Regions from separate parts of the Mus musculus genome. Here region 2 is linked to region 1. The links are chromatin loops, found by intact Hi-C in ENCODE. Cell type or tissue: left cerebral cortex. All regions are shown on one strand.

Region 1 (8,000 bases):
GTCTGACATATATTTCCAGGAGATAGACTAGAGGGAGAATGGACAGTAGGCATACAAAGTGAGATGTGAAGAGAGCAGATTTGAGGAAGAGATGATGGTTGCTAGCTAAACTCAAGGTTCTTAACAATGTCTGCAACAGACAATGGCGTGTGGAGATCAAAGAACTGGATCTACCAATGGATGCAATATGTGGGGTGAGCATGAAAGGTGATTCCAGGTTGGGGCTTGATGGATAGTGGTGTCATTTATTAAAATAGGAAGCCATACAAAGAAAAATACTTTATTTCCAGAGGGAATCTAATAGAAAAGGGGGAAGGAAGAGAAATATGAATAGTGATGAAAGGTTGAAAAGGTCAGGTTATCAGGGTAGAGGTAGAGAAACTCTTTCAGAGCCCCTACTGGGCAAAGCTTTGGAGCCTTTAGAACCACTCAAGGCCACTCTGTCAGCAGTATTCTGTAGCCCTCGCTTCCCCTTCCACTGAAGCTGGCTGTACCATTTGTAGCCACGCCTCTATGCTTTTTACAACCATTTCCTCACTGCCTGGGAACTTTCTCTTGTCCACCCCATCATCCTTCCTCCCTTCCCTCCCTCCATCATCAATGGCAATCCCTTGGTTTGCCTTTCAATCCTTCTCTATGGAAATCAGAACCCATTCCAACTTCGCCAGGGGCGAACAATAGCTACTTTCTCCATTGCATTTTTTGTTTGTCCGTTTTGGTTTCCTTCTGTGGATTTATTTGACCACCAGCTCCTCTCTCCCGCGTTCTTTCATCACATCTGGAGGGTAAGCTATCCATCTTCTTAGATATAGTAGTCCCCTTGCTGGGTACTGTGGTAAGACATCATCGGCAGGTCAGATGACAGCACAGCCTTCCCTGGCCACAGACCCTGCTCAGGGATTCTATTCCACCTTGAGTTTCTGAACCTGTTTGAGATCTCTCCACTCTCTAATTCTGCAGTTCTTTACAGGAGATGATACCACTTCCTGCTTCTACGAATTGATAGACACCACGCTACGGCAATGGCTTCCGCATCTGGCAACAGACCTGCATGCTTTTCCACATCTGTCTTTTTCCTTTCCCCTTCTAGCTGTAGTGAAGGAGTTGGTTCTTCTTCATTCTAAGATTTCTCCATCCTTCTGGTCTTTGAATCCTATCTGCCTCTATCTTTTAACTTTGATAACTCTACCTTTCTTTATAACTTCACATGTATGTGTCAAAGACAACCTAGTTAAATTAAAATTCTTCCTTGGAGCCCCCTCAAAGCAAATTTCTAGCCTTTGTCATCATTCCAATGCCTCTGTCCTTGCCAGCCATCCCCCTTGGTCTTCCTTGCTAAATCTAGCACATTTCCTTCTTCTGACCAGTGCCACCAGCAGTCACCAAGATGCAGCTTTCAGCCATACTTCCTCAAATGACTGGATCTCTCAGAGGCCTGTCATGCTGTTAGCTGTTGCATGTTCACCTTCAGCAAGAAGTCTCCACTTCACTGGCAGGATACTGACTAAGTTTCTTCCTCACCTGCTGGCCTGCCCTTCCTTTATAATCTCCTGCAGCTCTCTTCTCTTTCCCAGCCCAGCTATTACATGTCCTCTTCCCATCTGACATACTCATCAGATGATCTCACCCATGCCATGCACACTGGTAACTTTCAAACCTTGAAAGTTACAGCCAAGAAAATTCTACAGTCAAGAACTTCTACTTAGCCTTGGATTCACAAACTTCTCAGCTCACTCAGCATCCCCAAGTAAAATCAGACAGATCCCACAAAGAGCATGTGTAAACCTGAACCTGCAATCTTTCCCTCACCACTCTTTTCTTCCTCAAGGGAATGACCTTCCCTTTCATGCAGTTCTGCCTATAAAAAGGATGGGAGTCACATATAGTAAATGCTGTCATTCTTACCTGTCTATCATCTATTCACAATTATAGTGCTAAATTTGCTTCTCTACTCTGTGTGTACTTGATATAGAATTGGTTCTACTCTTGAGCTCCAGGCACAAACATATTGCTTGAGACCAGCTAATGAGGTTCCATTCTAGAACATTTCCTGAGAATATTGACAAGTCCCCTTCTGCTAAAGGAGTGAGTGTCCAGAAAGGGTGCAAACCCAGAGCTACCAGTAGCTATTTTGTTAGCATGAGAGAGGAGCTTCAAGGAAAGGGTGAAGCCAACACAAGAATAGGAAAGAAAGGTATTGTTAAAGACATGATCTGAATTCCTGGGGTGAGCTGTGTTGACACATCGGATCTACTCAAGGACATTTGGGTACATGAGACAAGACATTTTCACTAGGTCCTTAGCTAGCTTGAACCTGGAGTGTAATTACTTGCACAGCTCCATAACACAGTCTAAATAGTTACATCATTGCATGTATTTCCTCCTTCCCTCCCCCTTCTCAATCACATCAGTCCCTACATCTTTCTGGTTCCACTTCCTAGAAAGCTAAATGGATCTCTAAGTTGATCCGCTTTAGTCTACTCTGTCCACCAATCAAGGCCAAGACATTCAATCTCAACTGATCCGCTAAGGTGGCATTCCATCAGGTTCATTGCTGTCTTGTCAGCAATCTTGTCTTCATGGCTGTCTCCTCAGTGTGGTCTTTATCCAGAAGCGAGCATGTCCTTAGCAAAAGCATCAATCAGATCATGCTTGCTACTGCTTACAGTCATTCACTGCTCCTTCTTGCCCATACAATCAATACAGTATTGCCATGGCCCAGGGCCCTGGATGCGCCGACCTGGACCTCATTCCTGGCTCATCACATTCCATTTTGCCCATGGTTTCTCTATTCTGGTCATAAGAGAAATGACTCACAACTAACTCCAATATGTTAGCAAATTCTTATTTCTGATGCCAAAAGTAGGCTTTGCCTTCCTTTTCCAATAGACATTCCTTTAGAGAAGCCCTCCTTTGCACCAGACCAGACCTGCCTCCCCAAGTCTCTCCCTGTGCCTAGATAACTTCTATCCTCTGCCCCCTCAATACCAGCCTGTGTCATCATTTAATTTGGTACTTTGTGTTAACAATTAACTTGTGGGTTACCTTCCCTGCCAGACCTGAAGCACCATGAGGGCAGACCAGGCCTGTTTGCTTGACCACACTCTCTTGCTATATGTCTGATACAAATTTTGACTGACTTTGCTATGTTTAGGTCTGAATAAACTTAAAGAAAAACAAATGTGGGCTACAGAGAGAGAAGATGGCTCAGTGGTTAAGAGAAGAAGAGATGTTTTCCAAGATTTCAAGCAGGTTTACAAATTTCATTTTAGACTAAAGGCTGTACATTTAAAATCTGACCATCTGTTATACCAATAAGGCGTAGTGATTGTAGGTGAAGATAAAGCAGAAAGTTAGGCAGTTTTTTTTTCAAATCTGCTTTATGTAAAGAATAAAATCTGAACACACACACAGAGAGAGAGAGAGAGAGAGAGAGAGAGAGCAAACTTCAACCTTCCCTGTTTTTTTAAGTTTATGAAAAATTGTTAAATTCATGTGCTTTACTGGACAGGATATCTAAAAGCCATGCAGGGCCCTGCACTTGAATTTAGTTTGAACAAACCAACTGTAAAAAGACATTTTGCAGACAAGCAGGGCAAATTTGAACATAGACTGGGTTTTAGAGGAGATAAAAATTTATTGGCAAGGAAAGATTCATAAACTAAAAAAAGCAGTTTACAAGCAGCATGTACAACACTATCTCATTTTGATAGAAACATGTAGTGTATACAGGTGTTAAGAGTGGTAACCTGTAAGGGGTAGGAATGTGGGGCTAGCACTTTTAAAACTTTCTTTATCTGAATTTATAACTTTCCACAAAGCACACATGACTTTTGTAGTAATAAAACTTAAAATAGCGATTAGTTTTGCAAATGTTAAAGAAGGCTTACACAGACCCAAATTTATTCTGAAAGCCTTCCAGGACATTTTTTTTTTTCTATGTCCTACACCTTAGGAATGAATAGTATGTCCTAACTTCTGGGCGGGTCTCAGCATGAAGGATTAAACATTTCAGCACTGCTTGAAGCGAAGGGGAATCAATCAATTACTGAACACGCCTACATTTTCTCCTGGCAATGTCGTGAAAGGGCCTCCTGATCGCTTGCAGAGAAGCCACCCTCACAGTGAGGGGCTCACGCTATTACAGGCAACACTGAAATGGCCATTTCCCTCTCTAATGGAAAAATCCACAGTCCATCAACTCTTAAGAGTAGCAAGTATACAGAAAACTTAGAAAATGCTGCGTTCCAGTTGTCTGAGAAGGAGAGGGAAGGGTATTTTGATGACAACTGAAAAAGCCAGGCAAAGGTCATTATCAGACAACTACTGAACTGCATATTTATATTCACATCCTGGAAAACTTTTTCTCACAGGACTAAGTGAAGCTTGCATCCAAGGTGGTCCCTGTGTTCCTTATGTGAACAATGAAGTCTGGACGAAATCTAAGACTTAATTAATTCACAACTATGTTTCATTAATTAATTATATATTGTATATGGTTAGAACACAAATACATCTATAGACACTGTACATACATCTATATATAGCAAATATATATTTGCTAGCATTTTCCCTGGGTTCCCACACTGCTGAAAGAGTCCCCTGTAGAGGGCACTAGTCAGTTGTTAACCTTTGTGAATCTGTTTAAATCAAGGGAAGGAAGTGACCTGAAGGATCACATAACCAACTCTTCCTCCTCAGGAGGTAGAAACTGAGGCCCAGGGAGATTGGGGGTGGGGGTTAGGAGGAGGCTTGCTCAGTCACAAAGCAAGTACCGTACAGAGCTAAGAAAAAGTCAGCCTGCTTTGTGGTTTTTAAAAAGAAAAGAAAGAGAAATACAAAACCCAGAGGCCACAAACCCATTTGCATCTAGTTGACCATTTATGAATCACAGGCCCTGAAGACCACAGCACTGGCACCATACGTACATGATCCCAGAGAGCCCACTGTTTGAAACACTTCTGTAAGAGGCATTTCATCACCGAGTCCCTCCCATCTGCAGTATCTTGCAGCAAAATTTGCTGAGCCTTTACCATTTTCCCAATAACCCTTGTTATCTAAACATTACCAAATACATTTGCACAGCTCTGAAACTGCATTAGTAGGAAGGATACACCGTGTTTCTCTTTCTCCCGATCCCATCAAAAGCAGTCCATTGTGAACCATGCGGTGGAGCGGGTTCATTTATTTTGTTAGGATTAGGCAAACTGGACTGGCAGTGTGGTTTCCAGAAAGGCTGCCTGATGATGTGTCACCTTACGGTCAGGTTAGAGAAACACCTTAGATGCATGAGTTCATTTCTGTTGCTGTGATAAAGCACCATGACCAACAATGGCTTATGGGAGAAAGAGTTTATTTTGGCTCATGCATCAAAGGGCGAGTCTGTAATGGCAGGGGAAGCATGGCAGCAGGTGGCAGGAGTGGGAACTGAGAGATCACACCTTCAACAGCAAACATGAACCAGCGAGAGAGATAGCTGGAAGTGGGTCCAAGCTATGAATGACGTCTGTAAGCCCACCCCCAATGACATATTTCCTCCAGGTGGGCTTCATAACGTCCTCAAGCAGCACCACTGAGCAGAAACTAAATAGTCAAATATATGAGATTCTGGGGACATTTCTCATTTAAAACACCACATATGATTATGTATGTCTTGCCCATATATCGAAACTGCTGCTCGTGGACCCCGTCTATATGAACCATGGTTTTATATGTCTGATGTTTTAGCTTTTCATTTCTCTGTTTGTTGTTGTTTTGAGGAATAAATGAGTTCAGGACAGCACACTGTAGTTGGGGAATCACAAACTTTGGAACCCAGGAGACAAGTTAAATTTTAACTCTTGCTTCCATTTATGAATAAATTGGGTCTAATTCAGCAAATTATTTAGACTTTGAGCATCAGACTTCTTATCATAGCATCTATCCCGTAGGGTAGGGATTAAAAAAATGTATGCAGTAAGAGAAGATGGTCTGTTTTGAGATTTAGAAGAGAGAAAGCAGAATCCCACTGTGAAACAGATTCAAGGTCATGCTACTAAGAGAAGGCATTGTTCTTAAGAGTCTGAAAATAGACTGAATGGGCTTTCCAGTGCATGGTCTTCAGTTCTCAATCCTCTCCAAGTTACTCTGACAGTAATTTTATGATTCTTTTACCCATGTGGCAGTGGTATTGCTAGTATCCAGCCCACATCACCCCACACATTTCAGAGATAAACCTACATGCTCAGGAACATGAGAGAACGAATCTGTGAGATAACGGCTTCTCTCCCTCCTTAATATTTCCTGGGTGCAGAGAAAACATTCCAGCATCTGTGTCCAGAAAAATCCAACATTTTCTTGCTGTTGATAGGAATGAGAAGGCAGGTAGCATGTTCCAAAGGTTTGATGGCCCAAGTACAGGTACCCTACTGCTGTTCCAGGCTCTTTTAGTTTTGAATGACCTATTCATACTTAGGTAACATGTGCTGTGAGGATTTTAAGAGATGCATTGCTTCATCCCACTGCAGCAGGTCTGAAAAGGAAGACACTATCAACTTCAATATGTTGCTGGAGAACCTGGAGTTTGGGGAAAACTGCATGCTTGCACAAATCATTCATCAAGTTCCCAGTATGGTAAAGCCTGGCTGAACCTCTGGAATAGGGGCTTCCTAACTCATTCTTTTTTTACTCATACTGAATTCTCCAAATGTAGCAATAATATGCCCAAAGGAATAAAATCAAGGAACCTTAAAAAGCCTCTGCAATCTAAAATGTTACTATCCTCATAAGCACGTGACTTCATTCTTTGAGCATTTTCATTAGAACAACTTTCTTGTCCAGAAAACCCTTACTCAGTAAAGTAAGGGTTGTTTTGTGGTCATTCTAGACACTTCCAGAAAGATCCATCGATTTCTCAACTGAAGGCATCATGGGAAATTTTTCTACCAATTTGAGCATTTTCTTAGCCCCCTCATCTCAAAATCTCTACCTCACTGTCTCCAGCAACCCTACAAGATCCCATCATTATGATCCTCACCCAACCCAAGCCCACCCTCACATGCCTGCGAGAGAGGATGCACATTGTGAGATGCACATCCCAGTTCCAATCTTCAAAACTTTAAGAGTATCCCCCAAGGTCTCCCTCAACTTTCACTAGCTCTTTTCAGACTCTGCCAAAGCAGCATTCCTCATTTCCTGCAAGGAACTGATTCTGCCTCCTCAGGGACATTTGACAGTGTCTGGGGACATCTCTGATTGTCACGGCTGGGTCAAGGTGGAAGTCAGGGATGCTGCTGATCATCTACAGTGTACAGAGCCTCCTCCACCCAGAACAATGAGTGTAGATGGGTTATTTTGATGATATTACGAAGCCAGCATTTGATCCACAAACAAAATGGCTTCGTGAGTGGACTAAAGTCTTCACCCAGCCTCTGAACCCTCCTCAATGATTTGTTAGCTTCTCTTGCTCTTGATCACAATTATCCATGCTGCCTAACAAGGCTCAAACCCACAATGCCCATCGTAAGAAATTTCACTCTGCCAATTTTGTATGGTCCCTCCATGAAAAATTAATTCTGTACTGTATGTTGTTAATGGATTGTCTGAAAGATAGGCTTAGGATACACAGTTTTGTGGGTGTTCTTGACCATACTAATAATGCCAGAATTCCCAGAGTTGTAAAAGTGACTTTAGTAGAGAGAAGGCACTTTTTTTTCCCTTTGTAGAAAAATAGCACAATTTCTCTGTAAAGAACTAGAGAGGGTGAGATATTGTCAATTGAAATTGACACTTTGAACCTCACATATTCTCCCGAATATTTCCACTGGCAATAAAGGTTCCTTGCAGTTACAGGATCAAATTGTGATCCAAAAATATAAACAGACTACTTCTTCCTGTTTGTAATAAGTAAAGGACGAAGTTGGGGAAAGAATAAGCAGCCCTGGTATTACTTAACTCGAAATATTATGCAAGGATGTTTAGAAGACAAGTAACAGGCTTTGGATCTGAGAGATTTAGCTGGC
Region 2 (8,000 bases), 270 kb before region 1:
TATTCAGAGTATACGTAGTTTCCTTTCACTATCCCGAGTGGCATACATAGTTATTACGATTTAAAGAGTTTTGGCCGTCAGAACATAAAATTCTAAGAGCTTGAGTGAAGAAGTGGGGATGAAGGGACAAAGGAAGAAAGGCGAAGGGAAGAGGAAAGGATTTTTGAAAATGGCTTTTAGCTGTTTAATGACATTTTATAGTCTACTGTCGATCTGAAAGCCCCTTCAGAGGGCTCTGTGGGTCGCTCCATCAATCCCCACTTTTCCCATCAGAGTTGATAAAGACGAATGGCAACAGACATGAAATATGGGAGAAGAGATGCTAAAGATGCGAACAGTTGATTGCTGAAATCCTGCCAGGTAGTTTTCATATCCCAGAGTCCCAACACCTGTGGGGATGCTTGGACTGTGCACATGGCCTCATTGTGGACCAAGCAAATGAATGAAATGTAACTTCTTGCTTTGTAATCCAAGGGTGGCGTGTGTGTGTGTGTGTGTGTGTGTAGCCTAGGGTGGAGTGTGACAAAGTACTACTGAAGATAGAAAGAAACAAGGCTTTTGGACCAGGACAAATGTTAGCTTTACTTTCGTTCCCATTAATCCTGGGTTTGTTTGCTTTGATGGCACTGCCATTTAAGTATCACAGAGAGTAATTGAGAGCATAAATATTCATTATTAAAAAGTCTGAAAAGTGCACAGGTGGGTGGAGAAGAGGACTTTCATAGCCTCTTTGAGAGCCTCCTCCCTCACGTATTCCCTGCCCAGTGAATCTCATTAGTTGGTGTATAAGAGAGGAATTGTAATTCTGTCATGGTTGAATGTATTCTATTTCCTTCTGGTATTTAGAGACCCTCCCCCACCACAATTCCATAATTATGCCTTTGTGACAAGAAAGGTATAGGGATTCTCTGGGGCTTGGGAGTATCTTTGCTCGATCCTAAAAGTGTCTTTCTATTCCCTCTGTGCAGTGGTTTCTTCTTATCCTGCCTAGGATGGAAAGGTACAAAATGGGCTTCTAATTTCATGGTTGAAGTGACAAGAGATAATATCGGTGCAGTTCCTGGCAAACATTTTTTTTCTAATACAAATCTAGAATTTGTCTGTGTGGCCACAGCATGGTCAGGAAGATAAGCAGGTGTATGTGTGCATGTGTAGCTTCAATTTGTGTGTTCTTTTCTGAAGCAGCCTAAGATTTTGGCAGAATGATGTTCTCTATTTGCTGGGTGCAAGTACAGGTGGTTCTTCTGAGCATTTTGTAGCATCCCTTGAGATGTGATCATGGTAAGTGCAGAGTATTGGTCCCAGATGAAAAACAGGGTGTCAGTCCCCCTTAATTTCAGTTATTTCCAAATGTTAGCTCCTGCACAGCCTCTGCACATTGTTCTCCGGTGCTCACAGCAGAGCGATCTACAAGTAGCCAAGAAAGGAGAGGGTTAAGGAAAAGAAATGGGGTCCAACATGAACATCTTTTCCCCTTTTCAGCTTTTTAGAAGATAAATGTTTCAGATTTCAATCTGTGGTTCCCAGCAGTTCTTTGGGAACACTGCAGTCGGCCCACAAAAATCGCTACTGCTGAGCCAACCATAGATAATGCGTCTCAGCAGGGATGACATAATGTGCTAAAAGAAGACTATGATGTAATGCCCATCTCGGAGATCAGAGCCAATTTCCGTTACAAAGCCTTGGAGTCTAGCAGGAGGTAATGAGCTAGCATAAATTGTGTAGCACGGATAAATTCTAGGTCTCATGTGCCTATCTGCATTTTTTAAAGGCAAAAGAAGAAAATAAAATAGAATTCCTAGATCAGAAGTATGTTTTCAGCAAGAGTCTTTGCCCACTCTCAATCCAGACAGCACACTGCTCAAGGCTGGCCCATCACCTTGGCCCACATGGGAATTCAGTGTCTGGGTCTATAACCTGCAGTAAGGTGGTGATGTCATCCCTAATGTTCAGTTTGTGTCTGCAGAGACCGTTTGGGAAGAGGGCGTGGCGTTTGAAGGAGATTGTGCCTTTCCTGGAATGTTGGAGTAACTAGGTTGGAAATGCCCCAAAGGGACTAGAGGTGAGGAACACGGAGAAAAGGCAGGATCACCTTGAAAAGCTCATTAGGGCAACCTTACTCTGCTGGTGGAAGTCTGTGCACCAGGGCCAGGGCTCCCAGATAGGCAGTCTCCTGCTGCCTCCCTTGATTAATTATGCATTCTGACCTCCTAGGGTGCAGCCTGCCTGGCAACAGGCACCCGGAGTCCACCTCTTGGTTGTCTTTCAATAGAAACCTTGAGGACGGCCATAATTCATCTAATCGATGAAAGTCTCTGAGACGCGCAGTGGGGCGCGCCGTGCTCGCTCTCATGCCGCCTGCACATCTCTCCTGCTCTTCTTTTCCTTCATTTAATTTTTAATTGCTCGGAGTGTTTACAGGAGGAGCCCATTTCCGTTTGTTTGTTTGTTTGTTTTCTTTCATGATTTCTGTGCTAATCTTCACCTGGGCTTAATACCAGCTGCTCCCTCTGCGTCAGCCGTTCTCAACCTTCCTAATGCCTCGATGCTTTAATACTGTTCTTCACGTTCCACAGATGCCGTGACCATAACGCCACTTTCATTGCTGCTCCATTACTGTACCTTTGCTACTGTTATCCATGTGGTCTTAGGTGACCCTTGTGAAAACGTTGAGAACCATTGAATGAAAAGGGAGTGGTTTGGTTCACTGTTTGATGCAGCTCAGGATCAGAGCTTACAATTCTGGGTTGTGACAGTGTTGGCAGTTGACCCGGGCTTGGTCAAGGGAACGCTGTACCTTTAAGCAGGAAATAAACATTGGGCACAGATGAAAACGTTCTGGTGTAAGAAAATGAGGAAAATGAAACAGAAACATGACGTGTTGGCCATGTTGAAGAACTGCTCTTGGGAACACGTAAGCTGCAGTGGATATTGCTTTTTAGACTTTTCTGTGAAGTTCCAGCAAGTATTTTTATTTTTTCTTGCTAAAAGGATAGTTATCCTCACATCCACCGGAGGTCAATTTCAGATTTCCCTCGTTATTCAAATACTATCCATGGTAATAGCTTTTTATCGAGATTTTTCTAGTGGACAGTCACTCTAAAATATTTTCATGGAACATCTCCTTTAATCCTTACCAGAAACGTCTGAGGCAGTTGGTCATCTCCATTTTAGAGCAGAGCTTGTGGGTTTGAGTCACTAGCTAGGATTCCAGAGCTAAGAAGCTGACCATTGGGCACCACTTCCCTCCCTTACATCTCTGAACCCACCAGATTGGGGTGGAGAAGGTCTCTGTGTTTAAGGACAATGGGTTCTTTGTGTTAGCCTAAAACAAAGGCTTTGCATTTGTATCACTGGCCCCAGAGCTTGCAGTACAGCTGGTGCTCAGTAAGTGCTGGCTGCCTCTTATATTGAAAGGGAGAGAAAGGAAGAGGGAAGCACTCATCATGAGTGGGAGCCCAGCTGCTTCGAGTTTATCAGGAAAGACCACTTGAGAAAGACGGTGGGCAACATTGTCTATTAGGAGCTAGGGAGGGGACTGTTAACTCTTTGTCCTCATATTATGATTGGTATTGAATCCAGGGCCCAGGACCCTTAAGCGTGTGGCCTGCTGCTGAGCTATACCCTGAGCCCCTGGCCCACATTCTTTAGTATCTGTCCAGATAATGAAGGTGTCTTTAGAGACCAAGTATCAGAAGGCTGCTAGGTGCAGCTGGGATGGTTTATTAATCTGGAACCCTTCATAGATAGGCGTTCCTAGATTCAATAATGCCATTTCCTAAAAAATCTCTAATGTAAAAAGGAAGGAGAGCAGGGGCATCCGTAGACACCTAGGGAAGCCATGTTGGATAGTTTGTTTGGACAGTTTTTCCTTTACAGTCAGCAGCCTGGCGCATTATATTTACACATCAGCAAGGATCATGCTGCTTGTTTTATTTATTTATTTTTTTAAAGTCTGAAATGTCTGTGATGTCTGGTGTCGCTGCTTATTATGAGTCTTCTCTATTTTGAAAACACACAGAAGAGATAATGAAATTAAAGAATTTTACCGGATGTAGTGGCTCGTGCTGATAAGCCTTGCACTTGAGAGGCAGAGACAGGAGGAGTTGAGTGTGTCTGAGGTCATCCTGAGCTAAGAGACCAAGTCCCTAATCAACTGAGGGTACATAATAAGACCCTGACTAAACAAACAAACAAACAAACAAACAAACAAACATAAAACCACCAAGCAAGGAAAGTGTGTGTGTGTGCACAGGTATCAATGGATAAAATATTTTTAATGTATGGCAAACAAAGCCCATCTCTTTAATTAATCAATACTGAGCAACAGTGAGGTCATCTCAGTGGCACACTCAAAGCCTCACACTTCCAGGTGTCCCTTGATGTGGATTTTTACGTCCACCAGAAGGCCCCGAGGAGGCTTGCAGTTTCAGTCTCTATAGCAGAACTCCTGACCTTTCCTTTCCGCATTCCCAGTGTCCCACATGCCAGTCCATTTCCCATTCCCACAGCAGTCTTCATCTCTTGCTCTCTCACCCCTAGTTCTGTCACTGGGACTCAACGGGTATGTCCAAAGTGACAGTTCATCACCTGGAGAGTTCAGATTGAGCTTGTTAGCCTCCTCCTCTTAAGAGTCCACTAGCTGGCTTCACACACACTTCCATCCCTCTAGTTAACCTCTCCTGTGTTAGCCAAACAGGTCTAATCGGTACTTGCCAAGCAAATCTTTTCTCCCTTGCCCCTGTGCCTTTTCTGTTGTCAAGGCTCTTTGCTCCTTGTTCCTCCTCATCCCTGCTGTCTTTGTGTCCTTCTCCTCACTCTTCTGACACATGGTGATGAGTGAGATCGATTGGTGACATTTGAGAAGACAACCTTAGATTCTCTGTTCATTGAGATATTCTGGCTTTGCTGGATTCTGACATACAGTGAGGAAATCTAAATCTGCCCTAAGGATGAAGCTCAGAGTGCCGTGTGTGTAACAACAGGTTCTTAGATCCCTTCAACAGAAAGTGCTTTACCATACTCTTCTTTTGACTCCATCAGTAATACTTAGTTTGACTTAACTCTAAAAGCCCGAATCTGAGCCATCCTGGTGTCACAGCTTCGGCTTCGTGAGATCACATTCCTGGAGTTTGCAGGGGTATGTTTGTCTTATTAAACTATAAGTTTCTAGTGAGAAAACTACGTCTCTTTCATATTCATGCGCCATCCAGCGTGCAGCAGAGCTCTCAGCACACAGCAGATGTTCAGCAGATGACTGCTGAATAGATGGGTGACTGCTTTAAGATCCATACTCACAATACCGACCGCTGAAGCATCTACTGCCACAGAGTGAAACCGTGAGGCTCAGAAAGCCACATTCATATCTGCCTTACCTTGTCCCTGGACTACGGATGCCCAAGGCTAGGTGTGAGTTGATAATATCTGACTGTTTTGTTGGGAGGCCAGAGCTCCCAAAGAGATCAAAGAAAACACTTGGAAAGAAAAGTGGGATCAGCCTTTCTCACTAGTTGGCTTTCTGGTTCTCATTTACATTTCCGACCCCCTTTGTGGATTTCTCATCTCCATTGTCTTCCTGCCCCCCCCCCTCCCCACACTTTCTGACTCCTGGTGAGAAATAGGGAAGATGGGTGAGGAATATGATTGATTGCTGACATTTGGGAAGATAGCGTTGAAATGTTTCTGACTTTGCTGAATTGTTATGCACATTAAGGAAATCCGAGTCTTGCTTTCCCATTATATAAAATGAGAGAACAGTAGCTGTCTACTCTGAATTTTCCTTACAGCATTGGAGTGTCTTTAGAAAGACATAGCACCGAAGGCTTTTTCCCTCTGACTCTGGGGGTGGGGTGGGGGGAGGAGTCCTGGAGCAGAAACCCATTCATGGTGAATTTGGGGGGAAGTGGTAAGAAGGATCTGTATGGAATGGCACAAAGCGGACCAGGCTGGAGAAAGTAGGGTACAGAAATCCTTCTGTAAAGTGTAACAAGGTAGAGAAGAGGGTGGCTGTGTCAAGGTGAACCCCAGCGATGGGACAGCTACTGTTTCTTTAAAGTTAATGTAGGCACATGCAGATCCAAATCTCAGACAAAAGATCTTGCTCAAGCAGCCGTTCGCAGGCCAGCCAGTGAGCTTTCATCCCTAAGGAGCTCGGATGGAGGTCTACCTTATGACATATTGACTATCTACCTCCTCTGACCAAGGATAGCAACCTCAGCTTGTGCAGGCTGACTGGAGGCCAGCTACTTCTTGCTTGAACCAAAAATAACTGTGAGTCAAGGAAGAAAGATCAGGCAGTTTCGAATGGATCAGTAGAAGTGTTTGTTTGTAGTAGGTCGTGAAGAAGATGGAGTTGTCACTGATGGTTTCAAAACTCTCTTGCCTGGACTGAGTAAATAGAACGGGGGAAAGAAGACCTCCCAGGAAGTATATGTGGGCTTTGAGCTTTCCTGTGACCACTGTCCTTCTAGGAATACGTCACCAGCCAAGTTCAATATGACTAATGCCCATGCCTGAAACTGACCAGTGCTCATGTCTGACGGACACTGACCAAAGCCTTGTTACCAGTACTTTCTGCTATACTAAATCCAAAGCTTCTGACATGTCTAAAATTAGTTCCGCTAAACATATCATTATGGATCTAGGGAAGGCTGTGAAGGGCCTTTCTTTACCCATGTGTCCCAGGTGCAGTCAGCTATGTGGCTCACGGATAACCTAAATCAATCCTTTTAGTTGCTTGAAATAAGTGACCCTTTAGAGTGATTTCTTTTTATTGCCTGAAGATGGATATTTTTAGCAAGTTTGGAAGCATTTTGTTCATCTATTTCAAATCATTTGAATATAAAAATGTAGCATTTTCACACTTTGGGATATTTAAGTCCTGCATTCCTTTTTTTTTTTTTTAAGTCTCTAATACTTTTTAAAAACCTTTCAAATTAGTTTGCTTAAAGGCCAATTTTTTTTTCTCACAGTTTTTGAGGTAGAAATGTAATGTTACCAGCTTTTAGAGGGAGAATCATGGTAGTTTGTTGTAGAGGTTAAAAACATATGGGCATACTATTCTGGGCTCTGTATTTCTGGTAGGGATTTAAATACCCATGAAAGAAAGTGGCAAGGACAGATCTGTGTTCTTCTCTTTCACACAAACCTCTAATGGCAAACCAAAGAAGAAAATGTATTCTCCTTATCTTGCCTATTCAAGGACACATCTCCAAACCCAGGATAGAAAAGCCATGAGACCCATTTCTGACCTCTTGTTTGACACGGGCCAGGCTGTTTCAATTTCTTTACTTTCCAGCTCAATTATTTTGAAATCCATTTCTTTCTCACTCAGTCAGCATGCCCAATATATGTTTCCTAGAACACCAGGCCTGTAGGATATTAATAGATGTGACTTAGGTAAAGCATTTTGTGTTAAGTAGATTTCTCTACTGCTGGGTTTCTTTCTCAGCCTACGTGTGGTGTGATTTCATTTCCCATGCTTACTGACCCTGGGTGGGCTTTCTTGTTCTTATTTTCTTTATTTCCCCATCCTCCCTCTCTCTTTGCATGCTTTCCTCTCTCCTCCTCTCTCTTCCTCCCCACTTTGTCCAGTTTTCTATGCACCTGTTTGCCCCACTTGTTTACCTAGAGGACTGGAATCTTCAAGAACAGATTCTGTGATATGACTGCTGAAAGGTATTTGAAATTTCCAAACCCCATGTCTTTTTCAGTTCCCTGAGCAGCTTTCTGAACAATGATCACTTGCTTTGGATGTTGATATGTTCTAGTTCTCCCATTTCAATAACTCCTGGCTGCAACTAGCCTTCTCTAAGCCTCCATTAGTTTGAATGTCTACTACAGAAAAATTTAGCTTTGGGAATTAAGGTGGCATATAGCTTTCTTATTCTTCCATCCCAAACCCAGAGCCGTAGATTGGAAGTTCTGTAGGAGAAATGGGGCTCTATATCCCTTTGGGTTTATTGTTCCCAGATGAGTGAGGTCCTGATTGAACCAACAAT

Evidence for each region. Peaks named below come from ENCODE experiments on the same cell type or tissue, not always from the same donor. Only the 100,000 strongest peaks of a DNase experiment are listed, where the experiment ranks them.
Region 2: a loop joins it to region 1, with 3 times the contacts of the local background. A loop is called at or near these places in 2 of 42 quality-filtered maps.

Annotation. Positions count from the first base shown.
Region 1 is chr13:101,505,499-101,513,498 of GRCm38, forward strand. No RefSeq gene overlaps it. Among named protein-coding and RNA genes, the nearest start is that of Gm36475, 31 kb to the right of the region's middle. In left cerebral cortex, a CTCF peak has its summit at 4,589 (motif pointing right); DNase peaks (open chromatin) are centred at 3,158 and 4,616; H3K27ac peaks cover 890 bases.
Region 2 is chr13:101,232,007-101,240,006 of GRCm38, forward strand. All of the region lies in intron 2 of Gm36427 (a long non-coding RNA gene), which reads right to left. It overlaps 5930438M14Rik (RIKEN cDNA 5930438M14 gene), which reads left to right and starts at 121. Exons shown (of 4, transcript NR_046158.1): 1 at 121-360. In left cerebral cortex, a CTCF peak has its summit at 1,551; DNase peaks (open chromatin) are centred at 978, 1,618, 1,915, 3,296 and 4 more places; H3K4me3 peaks cover 514 bases; H3K27ac peaks cover 6,988 bases.